2 separate regions of the Homo sapiens genome follow, and region 1 is linked to region 2. Evidence: chromatin loops called from intact Hi-C (ENCODE). Cell type or tissue: CD4-positive, alpha-beta T cell. All regions are shown on one strand. Each heading gives the region's core, and the rest is flanking DNA. Links, peaks and the distances in the headings are about the cores only. Region 1 has its middle 57 kb from the start of TRIM67. Region 2 holds the start of LOC124904546 (a long non-coding RNA gene).

Evidence for each region. Hi-C counts contacts between places; a loop is a spot of excess contacts. Peaks named below come from ENCODE experiments on the same cell type or tissue, not always from the same donor. Only the 100,000 strongest peaks of a DNase experiment are listed, where the experiment ranks them.
Region 1: it touches region 2 in a loop (1.9-fold over the local background); 8 of 110 quality-filtered maps call a loop at or near these places.

The regions. Positions count from the first base shown.
Region 1 is chr1:231,100,676-231,109,010 of GRCh38, reverse strand. No RefSeq gene overlaps it. Among named protein-coding and RNA genes, the nearest start is that of TRIM67, 57 kb to the left of the region's middle. In CD4-positive, alpha-beta T cell, for the core only: no CTCF peak of the experiment used is centred there; no DNase peak of the experiment used is centred there; H3K27me3 peaks cover 77 bases.
Region 2 is chr1:230,800,005-230,808,339 of GRCh38, reverse strand. It overlaps CAPN9 (calpain 9), which reads right to left. Exons shown (of 20, transcript NM_006615.3): 20 at 6,351-6,770. The coding sequence ends at 6,744. LOC124904546 (a long non-coding RNA gene) reads left to right here and starts at 1,224. Exons shown (of 2, transcript XR_007066937.1): 1 at 1,224-1,271; 2 at 6,605-6,957. In CD4-positive, alpha-beta T cell, for the core only: no CTCF peak of the experiment used is centred there; no DNase peak of the experiment used is centred there; H3K27me3 peaks cover 491 bases.

The sequences.
Region 1 (8,335 bases), core at 288-8,287, 300 kb before region 2:
AGATCTCTGCTGCAGTTGGCAAAACATACCCTGATTCCCACCTTAATTTTCCTGGAACAACAGAGAGTTCGGCCTCTGAATGCTCTGCAGACACCCCCATCACTCCCTGGAACATGTCTGTCTCCTCTTCATGCTGTTCATGACCATTAGTCCTGTAATCTCCCACTCCTCTTCTGGCACTGAATGGAGAGGAAGGGAATTTCTCATTTTCTAATTGCCTCAGAAAGGCCCTCCCCAGGAAGTTGCAGGGAGGGGGACCACACTTCATGAACCCAAGGCCTCTAACGGAATGGAAGGAAGTAACATTGCCACCCTCTGTCTTAGGGGGAATCCCTAGGAACAGGAAGGTGGTGCCATTTTGGTGGAAGTAGACAGGAGCTGTGTGGAGTCATAGAGTAACATAACCAATTGTAGTAAAACTCAGGTCACTTTCAGCTTTTATTTTCTCTCCTAAGGGCTGTCTCCTTCAGTCAATTGTCCAGAGCTTAAAGCTAGGACCCCATGGAGAAAACTCTCTACCTCACGGTAATTATGTTCAGCCATCCTCTATGTACAAGCAGTAATGTCTTTAGTGTTTAAAGTGATCTTTCTTTCTTGTTGTTGCAGAGATGAGGTCTCCTTATGTTGCCCAGACTGGTCTTGAACTCCTGGCCTCAAGCGAGCCTCCCACCTCAGCCTTCCAAAGTGCTGGGATTACAGGTGTAAGCCACTGCACCTGGCTTTACAGTGAATGCAAATCTGATCCTGTCGCTCTCCAGCTTAATCACCTCCTGCGGTGCTCTGGGACAGAGCCCAGCCTCCTTAGCATGTAGGCAAGGTCCCCTTGCTCGGGCCTCATTAACTGCTCCGGTCTTGCTTCCTTCTGTGTCTCTCCCATGATCATCTCCCTGTGATGGCCACACTGGAGCCTCACTGAGATGTTTGCACAAAACTTCATGTCTCCCACATCTCCATGCCAACGTTCCACTGTTCTCTCTGCCTCAACGTCCCTTCCAGACAACGAGGTTAGATGCCTGGCTTCGTGCTCTTGTGACTTATGCACCTTTATCAGCACTCTTATCACACTGTACTAAAATCCTGCCTTATTAGCTGTCTTCCCTTCTTGGCTATGAACTAAACAAGCACAGAGATTGCCTATTACTCACTTTTACTTTCCTGAGGCAAAGCAGAAAGCCGGAAACCTAGGCTTAGTTGGCCCTCGATACATGTTAATTAAATGAAGGACTGATTCCATGAGTGAGTGAGTGCCCCGTCCTGAAGGATAGTTCCATGTGGTGTCACTTGCTTTTTTCCTAAGTGTTCAGATAAAGATTCAATTAAACTCAGCAAATATTTAAAGGGCACTTATTACGTGCCCCTCCTGTGCTAGGCACTGGAGATACAAAGACAAAGAAGCACAGTCCTGGGAACCCTCAAGTAGTTCCCAGCCGGGAAAGGGACACTGATGGACGCAGCTGTCCCTCAGCCGACAAGTCCAGACCGAAACACCTCACAGGAGACCCGGTTGGGTTTTCCACCAGGAGGGCTCAGGTCAGGTCAGGTGCTTCTGCTAAATGTGTTGTGAAACCAACAGCCAGCCTTTTTCAGCCTGCCTCTAGACCAGGAGGCAGGAATGTGCTCGGTAATGCAGCTGTGGTACTCCCGCCCATAGACCCCCAGTAGGAGCCAAGCAACCCTGGGATGAAGGCAGAGTGTGGGCTGGCTGGAGGGCCTGGGAAGGCCGCTGGGGAGGATGGGCCTTGTGAAGCTGTGCTTCCTCCGAGCTCTAACTTAGATCACATGGAGATTTGGAAGGACTGTTGGTGTGTCTTTCAGGGTGTTGCTAGAATCAGGGAACGCTAAAGCCTCCAGAGCCACCAAAACTGTCACCACTGGGAACAAAGGCTTTTGTCCCTAGGTAAGTATAATCATGCACTGGTGACAGGGGAAGGAGAGTGGGGAACTGGGGTTGGAGGGCCCTTCCCAGCATCTGGAAAATCACATTGAGTGAAAGGGTATTGACTAGAGACGGTGTTTTCCATTTCTGTTATTCTTTTAGGAGCTATTATAGAGTCAGGTTTAATAAGGAAGATGGGAAAACTCTCAGCTCACTCAATTGCTTTTAATTTATTAGTCTTATGTCTGTCTCCATTATTCCACACCCCTCACACCCCTATCATCAATCATAAAGTTCAGGAAAGAAGGTAAACAACCTTAGGAGAGCCAGACATGAGCCAAGCTCCAGCTGGGACATTTAGTGTCTGATGGGAGAGTGATCAAAAGTGAGACCCAATCGGTGGTCTCTAAACATATGACAGAAGCCTCTGACTGCTGCCCCTTTACAAGAGGCTTTAAAAAGCAAGTGTGCAAAGGAGGACAGAGAGGGAGAGGAAGGAGGAGGGAGAGCGGGCACTTGGGCGGCAAGGGTAGTGCTCTGGAAGTCTGGTATGATTCTGTCACGTTGCATCATCATCACAAAGGGGCCACATCTGAAGCAAAAAATGGCAAAGACTCAAAGAAAATAAATCATGCAGACTCTGGAATGACCTCATTAAAAAGCTGCTCTATCTGCTGCCATGTTCTATTTATAGCTGAAATATGGCGTTCCTGACAGGAAATCTAAATGACAGCAAGCCTAGGGTTTTAAGGCAGTGGGTAGGGGTTTGCTTAATGAATCATCTGATATTTTTATTCGGATGATTTTTCTGTTCTAATGAAACTATTAGTACAGTTCTCTTTTCTGCATGAGATGACATTCATGGGATGTGTTTTTTACTCAGGAATTGAGGATAGAGAAGTAAAAGGATCCTTTTATATAAAATCTTTTGCTAAATACATATGAACTTCATAATACACCATTACCCTCAACATATCTTAATGCTGGTTCACAATATTCTTTTCCAGGCCATATTGTAGCTGTTATTTCCAGTGATCATTGTAAATAACTTTATTATGTTTCACTGAAATCAATTTCATAGAAATCAAACCAATAAGGAAAACATCTTTTAAGAAGGAAGACATAGAGCCTTATTCCAAATGTTAAGAGAAAAAAGCAGATCATATACTGTGTAGATAAGCAGAGCCACACTTCTAAAACCCTGAAGCCCAGGGCCTGGATGCAGCTGCCAGCAAGTTCCCTCTCTGTGTTATGGGCAGAGGCAGGATTCATCTTTGAAGGAAGATTGCTTTTAAGTTTTTTGGGGGGAAAATCTTTTTTTTTTTTTTTTTGAGATGGACTCTTGCTCTGTCGCCCAGACTGGAGTGCAGTGGCACGATCTCGGCTCACTGCAAGCTCCGCCTCCCGGGTTCACGCCATTCTCCTGCCTCAGTCTCCGGAGTAGCTGGGACTATAGGCGCCCGCCACCACGCCCGGCTAATTTTTTGTATTTTTAGTAGAGACGGGATTTCACCATGTTAGCCAGGATGGTCTCGATCTCCTGACCTCGTGATCCGCCCGTCTCGGCCTCCCAAAGTGCTGGGATTACAGGCTTGAGCCACTGCGCCTGGCCAGGGGGAAAATCTTTAGCAAGTTTTCAGTTCTGGAAGACTGCTCTTCAGCCTGAGGACAGTTCAGATGCTTTTAAAAGAAAAAAAGTACAGACCCCACTCCCCACCCCCGCCACTGCCCCGATGCTGTTAAAGTGTTTTTATTAAAAACACTTCAAAAATATGTATTTAAGGCAAGATTTGAAATCCTGATCCTTGTGGCTCTTATACAACCTTAAAACCAAAACAAATTGTGATGTTTAATTTTATGTGTCAACTTAGCTAGGCCATGGTACCCAGATATTTGGGCAAACATTGTTTTAAATGTTGCTATGAAGGTTTCCTTTTAGATGAAATTAATGCATTTGAGTCAGTGGACTTTGAGTAAGGCAGATACCCTCCACAATACAGGTGGGCCTCGTCCAATCCGTTGAAGGCCTTAATAGAAAAAGACTGCTCTCTCCCCAGCAAGAAGGAATTCTGTCAGGAGAGGGCATTTGGATTTGAACTGTAAAACAGCTCTCCCCTGGGTCTCCAGCTTGTTGGCCTGCCCTGGAGATTTTGGACTTGCAACCTCCATAATCATGTGAGCCAATTTCTTTCTTTCTTTTTTTTTTAATATATAACAATTTTTAAAAAAAACAGACTTAAGGGTCTCGCTATGTTGCCCAGGCTGGTCTTGAACTCCTGGGGTCAAGCGATCCTCCCTCCAGCCTCAGCCTCCCAAAGTGCTGGGTTTATAGGTGTGAGCCACTGTGCCCAGCTAGTGTGAGCCAATTTCTTAAAATAAATCTCTTTCTTTCTCTACACACACACACACACACACACACGTGCGCGTGCGCATGCCCTATTGGTTCTGTTTCTCTAGAGATCCCTGACTAATACACAAATCTAAAAGTTAAATACCCCCAAACTACAAAACTAATAAAATTGATATGAACAACTGGAATGTAATGTGACAGGTACTGTTAGTTGTGTGCAGTTACTGATGTCAGGTTTCATAGTGGAAAGATGTCCTCTTAGAACTGTTTTGGTATTTCATCTGTTTCTGCATTTGATTTTTAAAAACCTAAAGCCAAGAAAGGTTGTTTATATAAGGGCATTGTATAAAACAATATAAAAAACTTTAAACTTTTATTTTATAACTCCTGGAAAATTAGAACTGATAATTAAAATTTTACCAAGAAGCAATCTTCAAATAATAATTCTATAAAGCTGTTTTAGTCATTGGAGGATAACATTAGCATTGCAGCATTATTTAAATATACATTCACTATTATCTAATTCGATTATTACTGGAAGTGGGAAGAAAGGCATTCTTCCCTGCTAATAGACTGTTTTATTTGGTGCATACAGATACAGAACACTCCATGCAACCACTTTCAAATATGAAAATGGTACTGCCTTCCAGAGAATAGGATCTTTAGAATTCTGCATATTTATATTATCATATGCTATGGCTGATTCAATTCTTCTGCCACTTTATTCAAGATGTTATAAACTATTCATTTATAGAGTGTGCCATGATATCATTTAGGCTTTAGTTCACAAACTTCACAAATGCAAATGCAGGCAATAAAAATTCTTGCCAGTACTCTGGTCCACCAGAAAATCAGAACATGCTTTAAAAAATCATTGAAATGAAAACAATATATTTAAAATAATCATACCTTTATATGTACAGAGCTCCTAAATATTAGTAAAGAAAGAAGAATAATCTTATCAGTGGAGGAAGAACATAAATTGGTAAGTTACCAAAAAATGAATTAAAAAACAGCATACAGGCTGGGAGCAGTGGCTCATGCCTGTAATCTCAGCACTTTGGGAGGCTGAAGTGGGCAGATCACTTGAGTCCAGGAGTTTAAGGCAACATGGTAAGACCCTGTCTCTACAAAACCACAAAAATTAGCCAGGTGTGGTGGTGCATGCCTGTAGTCCCAGCTACTCAGAAGGCTGAGATTGGAGGATCGTTTGAGCCTGGGAGGCAGAGGTTGCAGTGAGCCGTGATCATCCCATTGCACTCCAGTTAGGGTGACAGAGACAGCCCTGTCTCAAAAACAACCACCACCACCACAACAACGATGGCATAGAAACCTATGAAAAGACTTCTGGTTAAGCATGGTAAGTTGAACATACATATTTGTCTTTCTTCCCCCTCATACTGCCTACTAAAATTGCAGAAAGAAAGAAACAAGTATAATTCCACAATATGAGAGAAAAGATCTCAAATGAGTGATGTGGACGTCATTTTGGAAGCTGGAGAGCAGATAGACCAATGGCACTTGACTCAGTAGTCAGAGCAGAACCTGAGACCACAAGAGCGGGCAGTGGGAATGGGCAAGGAAGCCAAGAAGAAGCAAACCAATTCTAACTACAGCTCCAAAAAGGCACCGGGATTGGAGGTTCCAGGTACCTCTAAAAACAGGGGTAGGAGGTGGGGACAAAAATAGGAGGATCCATTGAAATTATTACAAGGGGTAGTTATATTTCAGGATCCCCTCTTCTCCACAGCTAAGCAATTGCCTCTACCCTGCCCCAGCAGAAAACTGGAGGTTGAGTCTCCTTCTGAATGTGGGGCACCAGGTGCAACTGAACATGAGTGTGTATGTAAATGTCCAAGTACTGAATGGTGACACCCTATCTCCAGTTTTCCACCTATCTTGTGCATGGAATGTTAATAGGCAGGAGGTTGGAGGATTTTTCTCTAGGGAAATGAATGAGCCCAAGAGAAAAGAACCAGCATGAATGGCCTTTGGGAGTTTTCCAACAAAGAATTTCCGACCTGATCACCCTACAGGGAAACGAAAAAGTCAAAAGTTCTCATCCATTCACATGAAGCTTCCAAACAAAGATTTTAGAATCTCACTTTTAAATAGGAATAATCAATTGAGAATTATTAGACACCTCAGGAATGCCTATGACGTGAAAGACAGTGGCACTAGACTGCCCAACAGTAGCCCCAGAAGATCAAAGACAATGGAGTGGTGCCTTCAGGATGCTGGGAAATTATCTCAAAACTGGAATTCCATACTCTATAGTTTACATGTAGATAGAATAAAGACATCTTCAAGTATTATAAGGTCTCAAAAATTTAAGTTTTATACACTCTTTCATAAAAAGCTGCTAGATGATGTTCTTCACCAAAATAAGTCAATTAATAAAGAAAGGGAAAGAGAGGCATTCATAAAATAGGGAATCCAGCAAGAGTGAAGAGAAAAAATCCATAGGATTTCCTGACGGGGAAAATCCCAGGGCAACAGTGGTGCAGCAGTCCTACAGAGAAGCAGACCAAATTGGTGCAAGAAGACAGAGGGCTCCAAAAAAGATGTTTTATTTGAGGGTGGATGGGGTAGGGGATGTGGGTGAATGTGAGCCACCATACTGTTTGAACCCATTGGAGTGGATTTTTAATTTATTTTTATTTATTTAGTTTTTTGAGACAGGTTCTCACTCTGCTGCCCAGACTGCAGTGCAATGGCGCGATCCTGGCTCACTGCAACCTCCGCCTCCTGGGCTCAAGCCATCCTCCCATCTCAGCCTCCAGAGTAGCTGGGACTACAGGTGCACATCACCATGCCCAGCTAAGTTGTTTTTTTGGTTTTTTTTTTTTTTTGTAGAGATGGAGTTTTGCCATGTTGGCCCAGGCTGGTCTCAAACTCCTGGGCTCAAGCGATCCACATGCCTTGGCCCCTCAAAGTGCTGGGATTACAGGTGTGAGCCACTATGCCCAGCCTAAGATTTTTAAAAAAATTCTCTTAGATATATTGAAGATGAAAGGTGCATAAAATACTAAACAAGTGAAATATGGGGCAATTAATAACTCTAGGGAAAATGAACACAAGGAAATGTATTATAGCATGCAATATAGCTTCCTTTGTAAATAACATCTACATGGACATAATTTTTAAGAACATACTATATTGATTTAACCAAAAAATAGTCATCTAATTATTAATATATTGGGAAGATGAAGGAAGTATATGGTAAAGGGTAGGGCTAGAAGAACAATATAGGGGATCTAACGCCACATCTTCCACGGTGGAAAGTCAACTGATAGGTAAGAAGAAGTAGGAACTGAAAAACTAGAATTTGTGTTACAAGTATTTTATTTAGAAAAGAAGATAGGGTTGGGCACAGTGGTTCACACCTGTAATCTCAACACTTTGGGAAGCCAAGGTGAGAGGACTGCTTGAGCCCAGGAGTTTGAGGCTGCAGTGAGCTGTGATCACACCACTGCACTCCAGCCTGGGTAGCAGAGTGAGACCCTGTCTCTTAAAAAAAAAAAAAAAAAAAAAAGAGAAAGAAAAAGAAAGAAAGAAATTGAAGGTAGACAAAAGGAGAATAGGATAAAGAAGTTAACAGTATATACTGGCAACTGTTATTTTTGATGATAATCTTGGTGATAATGTTAGGATTGTTAAGCCATATACATGTGTTATTGACTCTTGTCCCTCAGGTTTTGCACCCTTATGTAGTCTCCCGCCACACTAAATAGGGTTGTATAACCAATAGGATATCATGGAAGCAACAGAATGTGGCTTTAAGGGCAGGATCACAAAAGATACCGTGTCATCTGTCTTGCTCTTTTTTTTTTTTTTTTTTTGAGACAGAGTCTTGCTCTGTCGCCCAGGCTAGAGTGCAGTGGTGCCATCTCGGCTCACTGCAACCTCCGCCTCCTGGGTTCAAGCAATTCTCCTGCCTCAGCCTCCCCAGTAGCTGAGATTACAGGTGCCTGCCACCACTCCTGGCTAATTTTTTGTGTTTTTAGTAGAGACGAGGTTTCGCCATGTTGGCCAGGCTGGTCTCGAACTCTTGATCTTGGGTGACCTGCCCACCTTGGCTTCCAAGTGCTGAGATTACAGGCATGAGC
Region 2 (8,335 bases), core at 143-8,142:
CATGCCCAAGGACTTTCTAGACCTCCTCTTTCCTCCACCAATCACCTACTGATCTCAGAATACAGCCTCTGAATCTTTTCTAATAAAAATACTGCTTTGGAGCCAGCACAAGAAGACAGATTTGAGCTCGATGTTCTAGTCTCCTTGTGAAGCAGCTTGCAGTATAAAGCTTTTCTTTTCTCAGAAACACAGTGTCATAGCATTGGCTTCTAGCACATTGGGCAGTGAGCCCCTTTTGTTTGAAAACACACTGTTCACTGTTCCAACTAAGGAAGCTGTTCTGGTGCATTGAAAAGTGACTGCAAGGAGATCGTCTGGGTGGGAGACTCTCTTTTTAGAATGTAGAGGGTAGACTGGGAAGGACAAGAGAGAATGCTAAACCCATACAGACAAGCTGGGTTCAGGTAAGTGTGTATAATGGAGGAGCTGAGTGTGTTAAGATGTTGAAAGGCAGGAGGAGTACAGCTTTCCAAGAAGCCTGGTCCTGATGTGGCCTACAGAGAGTCTTCTGCGTGACCACATTCTTCTCAGAACTCTGAGCTCTGTCAGGGAGTAAGATGAATTCTCAGGCTTGCTGGGCCCACCTCTGCTACCTTCTCTCCATCCATCCAATTAGACCAGGACTGAGCCACACTGACCTGGCCTTCTAGTTCCCAGAGTGAGAGAAGGAATCACATAATTTCAAGGTGCAAGGCAGCCCAGAGAGGTAAAGTGATATGGTTAAGTCCACACAGCTAGCTGGAGGTAAGTTCTAGACTAGAATACAGGACTCAAACTCTAAGTTCAATGCTGCTTCTATTACATGAGCCTGCAGTTGCTCCATATGGTTCAGCTGTTCCCTTTCCTTGGAGAGTCCTACTGATAATGAACCAATAAACCTCCTTGGGAATATCACTGAGCTACGTTCTTCCATCAGAGGCACTGTTCAGGCACCAAGGAGAGTCTAACCCTCTGCTTCTCCTTCTCCCACTTCAGAAAGGCACTGTGGGGCTGGGAAAATGCCCCAGGCTGGCATCAGTAGCAAGCACAGCCTACTCTTGATTCACAGCTGTGGTGACGAGGCAGCCTTCGCACTGGTACTTGGCAGGCGGTCTTGGCTCTCAGTAGAATGGTGCTTTGTTTCTACTAATGATCCAGTACACTGAATTGGGCTGGCACCAATGACCCTGGTACCTCTGCCAACCAGGTCACATGCTCTGGGCTTTCTGAAGCCCTGGCCCCTCAGCGCACTGCGTAGCTCTGCACAGGACAGGGTGGAGAGGAGCCTGGAGGTAGGCCCTGTATTTCAGATAAACATGACTGTGGCCTGAGGCTCTCTCCAGGCACTGTCCAAAGGATTTGGTCTCAGGACCAAAATATTATAGGTTGATATGGTATGATATGTTTCATGTTGTAGGTTGATATGGTTTGGCTCTGTGTCCCCACCCAAATCTCACTTTGAATTTAATCCTTATACTCCTCATATGTCAAGGGCAGGACCAAGTGGAGGTTAATTGAATCTTGGGGGCAGTCTCCCCCATGCTGTTGTCATGAAAATGAGTGAGTCTCATGAGATCTGATGGTTTTATAAGTGTCTTGTATTTCCCCTGCTGGCACTTCTCCTTCCTGCCGCTTTGTGAAGAGGGTATCTTGCTTCCCCTTCACCTTCCGCCATGATTATATGTTTCCTGAGGCCTCCCCAGCCATACTGAACTGTAAGTCAACTAAATCTCTTTCCTTTATCAATTACCCAGTCTCAGGCATGTCTTTATTAGACTGTGACAGTGGACTAATGCATAGGTCTATTCAGATTTTCAGTATTCTCTGAAGGTAGTTTTGGTAATTTATCTTTTTCTAGGATTTTTTCCATTCCATCTAAGTTGTCTGATTTGTTGACATAAAGTTGTTTAAAATATTCACTTATCATTCTTTTAATTTCTGATGGGTCAGCAATGACGGCTGCTCTTAGATTCTTGATTGTTAATTTGTGTTTTCTGTCTTTTTTCTTGGTCAGTTTAGCTAAAAGTTTATCAATTTTGCAATCTTTTTTAAGAATCACCTTTTTGTTTCTTTGATGTTCTCTATTATTTTTCTCTTTGCTAGTCAATTGATTTCTGCTTTAGTCTTTATTTCTTTCCTTTTAAGGTTTAATTTGCCTCTCTCTCTAATTTCTTAAGATGGAAGCTTAAATTATTGTTTTGAGAACACTCTACTTTTCTAGGTCCTGCTTTAGCTTAATCCGGTTAATGTGGATGTGTATAGACATGTGTAAATACATAGTTTATTTTTGTTTCATTCAGTTCAAAATCTTTCTAATTTCCATTGTAATTTTTCTCTTCAACTCATAGTTATTTAGAAATGTGTTAATTTCTAAAATTTGAGGATTTCCCAAACTTATTTTTGTTTCTAATTTAATTCCTTTGTGGCTGGAGAACATACTCTGAGTGATTTAAATTCTTTTAAATATATTAAAAATTAGTTTTATGGTCTAGTATATGGTCTAACCTGGAGAAAGTTCCATGTGCTTTTGAAAAAATGTGTATTCATTACTTGAGGGTAAAGTATTCTATAAATGTCAGTTAGTCAAGTTGGTTGATAGTGTTGTTCATGTCTTCTATTTCCTTGTTAATTTTCTGAATAGTTGTCCTATCAGTTATTAAAAATGGGTTATTGAACTCTCTAACTATAATTGTTAAGTCTGAATAATCTGTTTCTTCTTTCAATTATATCAATTTTTGCTTCATAATTTTGAGACTCTACTATTAGGTACCATCACACTTGTAATTATTATATATTCCTAATGTATTGACCCTTTATGATACTGTAATATCATTTCTTCTCTCTAATAATATTTCTTGTCTTAAATTTTATTTTCTCAGATATTGATGTAGGCACTCAAGCTCTCTTATTGCCAGTATTTGCATGGTACTCTCTTTTTCATCCTTTTACTTCCAACTTTTGTCTTTTTGTATGAAGTATCTCTTGTAGATAGTGTACAATTGAATCTTGCTTTTTTATCCATTTTGACAATCACTGCCTTTTGATTGTAGTTTTTATTCATATTTAATATTATTATCAGCATGGCTGGATTAAGGTATGCCATTTTGTTTCTATGTCTTATTTTTAAAATCTGTTCTTCCCTTACGGCTTTTGTGCTAAACATTTTTTTTAAGTATTCTGCTTTGATTCCTCTGCTATCTTACTGTATTTTTGAGTTATTTTCTTAGTGGTTGCTCTGTAGATTACAATCTGCATCTTAATTTATAACCATCTAATATCTAATATCATTACCTGAGGTAATACTGACTTAATTCTAAGAAAATATAGAAATATTGCTACAATACTTTGTTTCTTCCTCTCTCCTTTATAATATATCTCTCTATTGTTATAAATCCAACAACATAGTACAATAATTAATGCTTTATATAATCTAATGTCTTCAAACAAAATTAGAATGGAAGATAACACGTTTATATAGTCTTTTACATTTACCCACAGATATCCTTTTGAGTGCTCTTCATTTCTTTCTACAGATCCACAGTCTCATCTAGTTTTATTTCCTTTCACCCTGAAATACATCCTTTAATATTTTTCCAGTGGCAGGTCAGCTAATAATGAATTCTCTCAGTCTTTGTTTAACTGGGAATATCTTTATTGTGCTTTCATTTTTGCAGTTCTAGTGGAAAAACAGAATTCTTGATTGAAAGATTTTTCCTTTGGCACTTGGAATGTCATTCTACTGCCTTCTGTCGTCTGTCATTTCTGATGAGAAGTCAGTTGCTAATTGCATTGTTCCCTGTTCATGATGAGTCATTTTTCTCAAGCTGCTTTTCAGATTTTCTCTTTTTTTCCCAACAGTTTGACTTTGATGTGTCTAGGTGTGTATCTCTTTGTATTTCATGTGATTTTGGTGTGAAGCAGTAGCGTTAGATAGCTTGTGTATACTATTGTTTAATTAATTTATTTTTATTTTTATTTTTGAGAAAGTCTCGTTCTGTCACCCAGGCTGGAGTGCAGTGGCACGATCTCGGCTCACTGCAACCTCCGCCTCCTGGGTTCAAGCAATTATCCTGCTTCAGCCTCCCTAGTAGCTGTGATTACAGGCATGCACCACCACACCCAGTTATTTTGTTTTCTCTCTCTCTTTTTTTTTTTGTATTTTTTATTTTTTTGAGATGGAGTCTTGCTCTGTCCCTCAGGCTGGAGAGCAGTGGCACGATCTTGGCTCACTGCAACCTCCACCTCCTGGGTTCAAGCGATTCTTCTGCCTCAGCCTCCTGAGTAGCTGGGACTACAGGCACGCACCACTACACCCAGCTGATTTTTGTATTTTTAGCAGAGATGGGGTTTCACCACATTGACCAGGCTGGTCACGAACTCCTGACCTCGTGATCTGCTCGCCTTGACCTCTGAAAGTGCTGGGATTACAGGCGTGAGCCACCATGCCCAGCCACTGTTTAATTTAAAGGTAGTAGGGCACGAATATTTTGGTGCCAAGACCTAAAGCATATATTATGCAGGTGGTGATAGACATAATGTGAATGGCCATAAATCGCAATTTTCCTAGGACAGCTCCAGTTTACATCTATTGTCCTGGTGTAATAACTAATATTATTCCTTTCACACTCAAAAGCTGTTGGTTTGAATTATAAGCTACAAAATCACTTTAATTATAGTTAATCAAACTCATGCATGTGAAACATCTTCCTTTGTTTCTGGGTGTCAGTATCAGACCATGTAATTCAGAAACAAATAGAAGCTAAATTCATACACTTTTTTTTGTTCTCAACTCATGATCATATAATAGTCTGTAGAGCTCTATTGAACTCTCCTTCAAGACTGGTTCTATAATTCTTGGATTCTTGCAATGAAGAACAGAGGTAAACCGAAAGCATGTGATAGTATGTAACTCTTTTAGACATTTAAGAAAACACTGGTTCACAACAGTGGGCCTTAGTTGCACTGAGGGCCTGTTATGTGTCAAGTACTGTGCCTGGCACCTTCTACTTACAATTTCATTTATTCATCATAAGATCTCAGTGAGGCAGAAATTACCATCCTTGTGAGTGGAGGAAACTAAGTCTCAGAGAGTTTAATAACTTTCCCAGGGACATATGGATGGAAAGAAAACAGGACGCCCAGTTCATAAACTTCATTTCCTGGGTACCTTTCAAGCAGAGGAAAAATCAGTGAGAGACAGTTATGTGCTCCTGGACATAAAGGCCTAAAGGCACCCTGTGGGAGTGACACTAGACAAAGAAGCTCATATGGTGAGTCCCCTTCCAAGTTTTACCTGTGAGCAGGGCTAGTGTTCACGACATCTAACAAACAATATGGCAGCAGTGTGCATCGATGAGAGTGGGCACAGGCCGAGCACAGGAGATGGCATGTCTGGGGTTGTACTGGCGTGCCCCAGCACAGAGCCTTGGTCCTAAGCCTGCTCCTGAGAGAGGGCTCTTGTCCTGCATCCACTGCTGCGTGAACCCAGGGAAGGGCTGGAAGGTAAAGGAGAAGATCATGGTACCTTGGCCACGATCAGGGACAGGGTTCTGATGAAGCTCCACTTCTTTTTTTTTTGAGACTGAGTCTCGCTCTTGTCGCCAGGCTGCAACCTCTGCCTCCTGGGTTCAAGTGATTCTCCTGCCTCGGCATCCTGAGTAGCTGGGATTACAGGCACCCGCCACCACGCCCAGCTAATTTTTGTATTTTTAGTAGAGATTGGGTTTTGCCATGTTGGCCAGGCTGGTCTTGAACTCCTGACCTCAGGTGATCCTCCCACCTTGGCCTCACAAAGTGCTGGGATTACAGGTGTAAGCCACCATGCTCAGCCTCCACTTCTAACTTGATCTTCATCCCAGCCATTCTCCCTCTTTCCCTCTCGGTATCTCCCGCTCCCATCCTCCACCTCATCTGCCACAAGTGTACCAGTAAGAATGTGGGGCTTGGCATGTATTGAGCCAGTATCTTCTCATGTTACCTCCCATTATTCTAGTTCAGTGGATACTCCTGTTCAGCACTAGTGAGCTATAATGAGGATTCTCGGGTCTGTTTTCCCCCATCATGTTGGGGATGAGTAAGATCAAACCTCACCAGAATCTGGACTCCTTGAGAAGAAATAATATCATTCAGCTTTTCTGACCCAAAGTCTTCAGACACAAAGAATGTCTGGACTGGATAGTGACTGTTTTAGTTACCACCTCTCGTAGGAGGAGGTAGAGATTGTCACCTTGATCCACTCTTATCGGAGATCCACTCTTGTCCAATTATCGGAACTACCTGATGTCTTCCCTGATAAGGAAGCACACTTATGATGCAGAAATGCTAAATTATGACCTCACTCCTTTTCCTCCTCATCTTATTCCACATACACATTTATAAAAACATGTTTTATAAAGGATGTCTGATCACAATGACTGGAGCTACATGGAAGTCAGGATTCTGTGCGTTAGAACTCTGAGTAATTCTTAATGGAAGGAAATAAGGAAAGTAGAGTGTGGGAAAGCTAGTGATGCCTGAACCTGGATGTAAGGCACAGGTGGCGCCATCAGCCCCCTTAAGGCAGTGACTTTACAAAGGAGTAGCACAAAATCAGAGAGTGTAGCTGAGTTCATTTCATTCTTCCCAGATCAAGATGAAGGGAGAAGGCCGGACGATGAGAGGGGAGTGAACCCTGGGCGTAATGGTTCCACACCAAGAGAAGTTCTGAAGGTCAAGGTCCAGAAGCCAAGATTCAGCTGGGCAGGCTGCATCTCTACAAGGCAGCCTCAGATGTTCATTGTCAAATGGATGAACTGGGAAGAGAGAGAGAGAGATGAGGGGTCGTTGTCCTTCCATGTCCCTTCCAGCCTCAGCCTCAGGAGTGGCCCCAGTTTGCTGATATCACAGGAGATCTGCTATTTGATCATTTTGCCTGCCAACTTGGATGTCTGTCTCAGCAGGAAACCATTTAAAGAAAATAAATGAATTCTCAGCACTTGACATTTTCTGGAGGACCTGAGTCCTTTCCAAGTGAGCTCATATCAAGCACAGTTGGTAAGACAGAGACGGGAAAATGTGCTTTCTCCCTGTTAAGAGGACAGCCTCGCTGAAGCATCTTGGGCAGGGCAGTATTAAGTGACTTTTCCTTGTTGATGAGGGGTCCTCTCACCTTTGGGAGAGAGGTGGCCCTCCACCCTGGAGGGGCTGCAGGAAGTGGAAGCAGGTTCCATAGCTGGGGGGTGTTACAAGTGAGCTGAAGGAGAAGTAGCATGGAATTCCTCCTCATTTTCTCTCCCGAGTCCACCCTGCCTCCTCCTTCCCAACAGCTTGTTTATTACAGCATGGTGACTTGGGGCAACGTGATTATATGAGATGGTTTTTTTCTCCCTTCTCTGTCCTCCTTCCTGGGCACAGTGTATATAGTATGAGAGCTACTGTAATGAAAGGTGCACAGGCCTTTTTAGGAAAGTGATTGCAGGTGAGGCCAACTCAGCCAGGAAAATCTCCTGTTGCTTCCTAGGATGGGTCAGGGGAAAAGGAGAGGGACTTTAAAACATGGATACTTCAGACCTGGCTGCACACTGGACTCACCAAGGGGATTAAAGAAAAACAATGCTTGGGCCTCACCTCCAGAGATTCAGATTTAATTGATCTAGGGAGTGGCTGGGGTATCAGGATTTTTAAATCTCCCCAGGTGATGCTAACATGCAGCCAGATGTAAAGATGGTAGGTTTAGAGGGAGAGAATGCAATGGTTTTCACTGTTGTACTGCAGGGTGATGATATGGGGCAGGGCAGGAGCCTATTCCAGCCCCTACACCTGTGGACACTTGCGTTAGAGGTGTCCACACTTCTACCTTGAAGCTGCAGCACTGGAATACTTCCTCCACACTGCTGGTGCTCTGGAGCCTTTGACTAGCCAGGGGGCCGCTGAGTAACAAACCTTCCCACTGTCTCCTTCCACCATGGACCAGGGGCAGCCATCACACTTCCTCATGTTTTTTAGTGACATTACTTATCATTTACCTTAAAGTAAATGATAAATAAAGGTGGACCTAGGGGTCTCTCTTGTTTTTCCTTTCTTTCTTTCTTTCTTTCTTTCTTTCTTTCTTTCTTTCTTTCTTTCTTTCTTTCTTTCTTTCTTTCTTTCTTCTTTCTTTCTTATTTTTCTTTCTTTTCTTTCTTTTCCTTCTTTCCTTCTTTCTTTTGATGGAGTCTCACTCTGTCGCCCAGGCTGGAGTGCAGTGGCACAATCTTGGCTCACTGTAAGCTCCACCTCCCGGGTTCATGCCATTCTCCTGCCTCAGCCTCCCGAGTAGCTGGGACTACAGGCGCCCGCCACCATGCCAGGCTAATTTTTTGTATTTTTAGTAGAGATG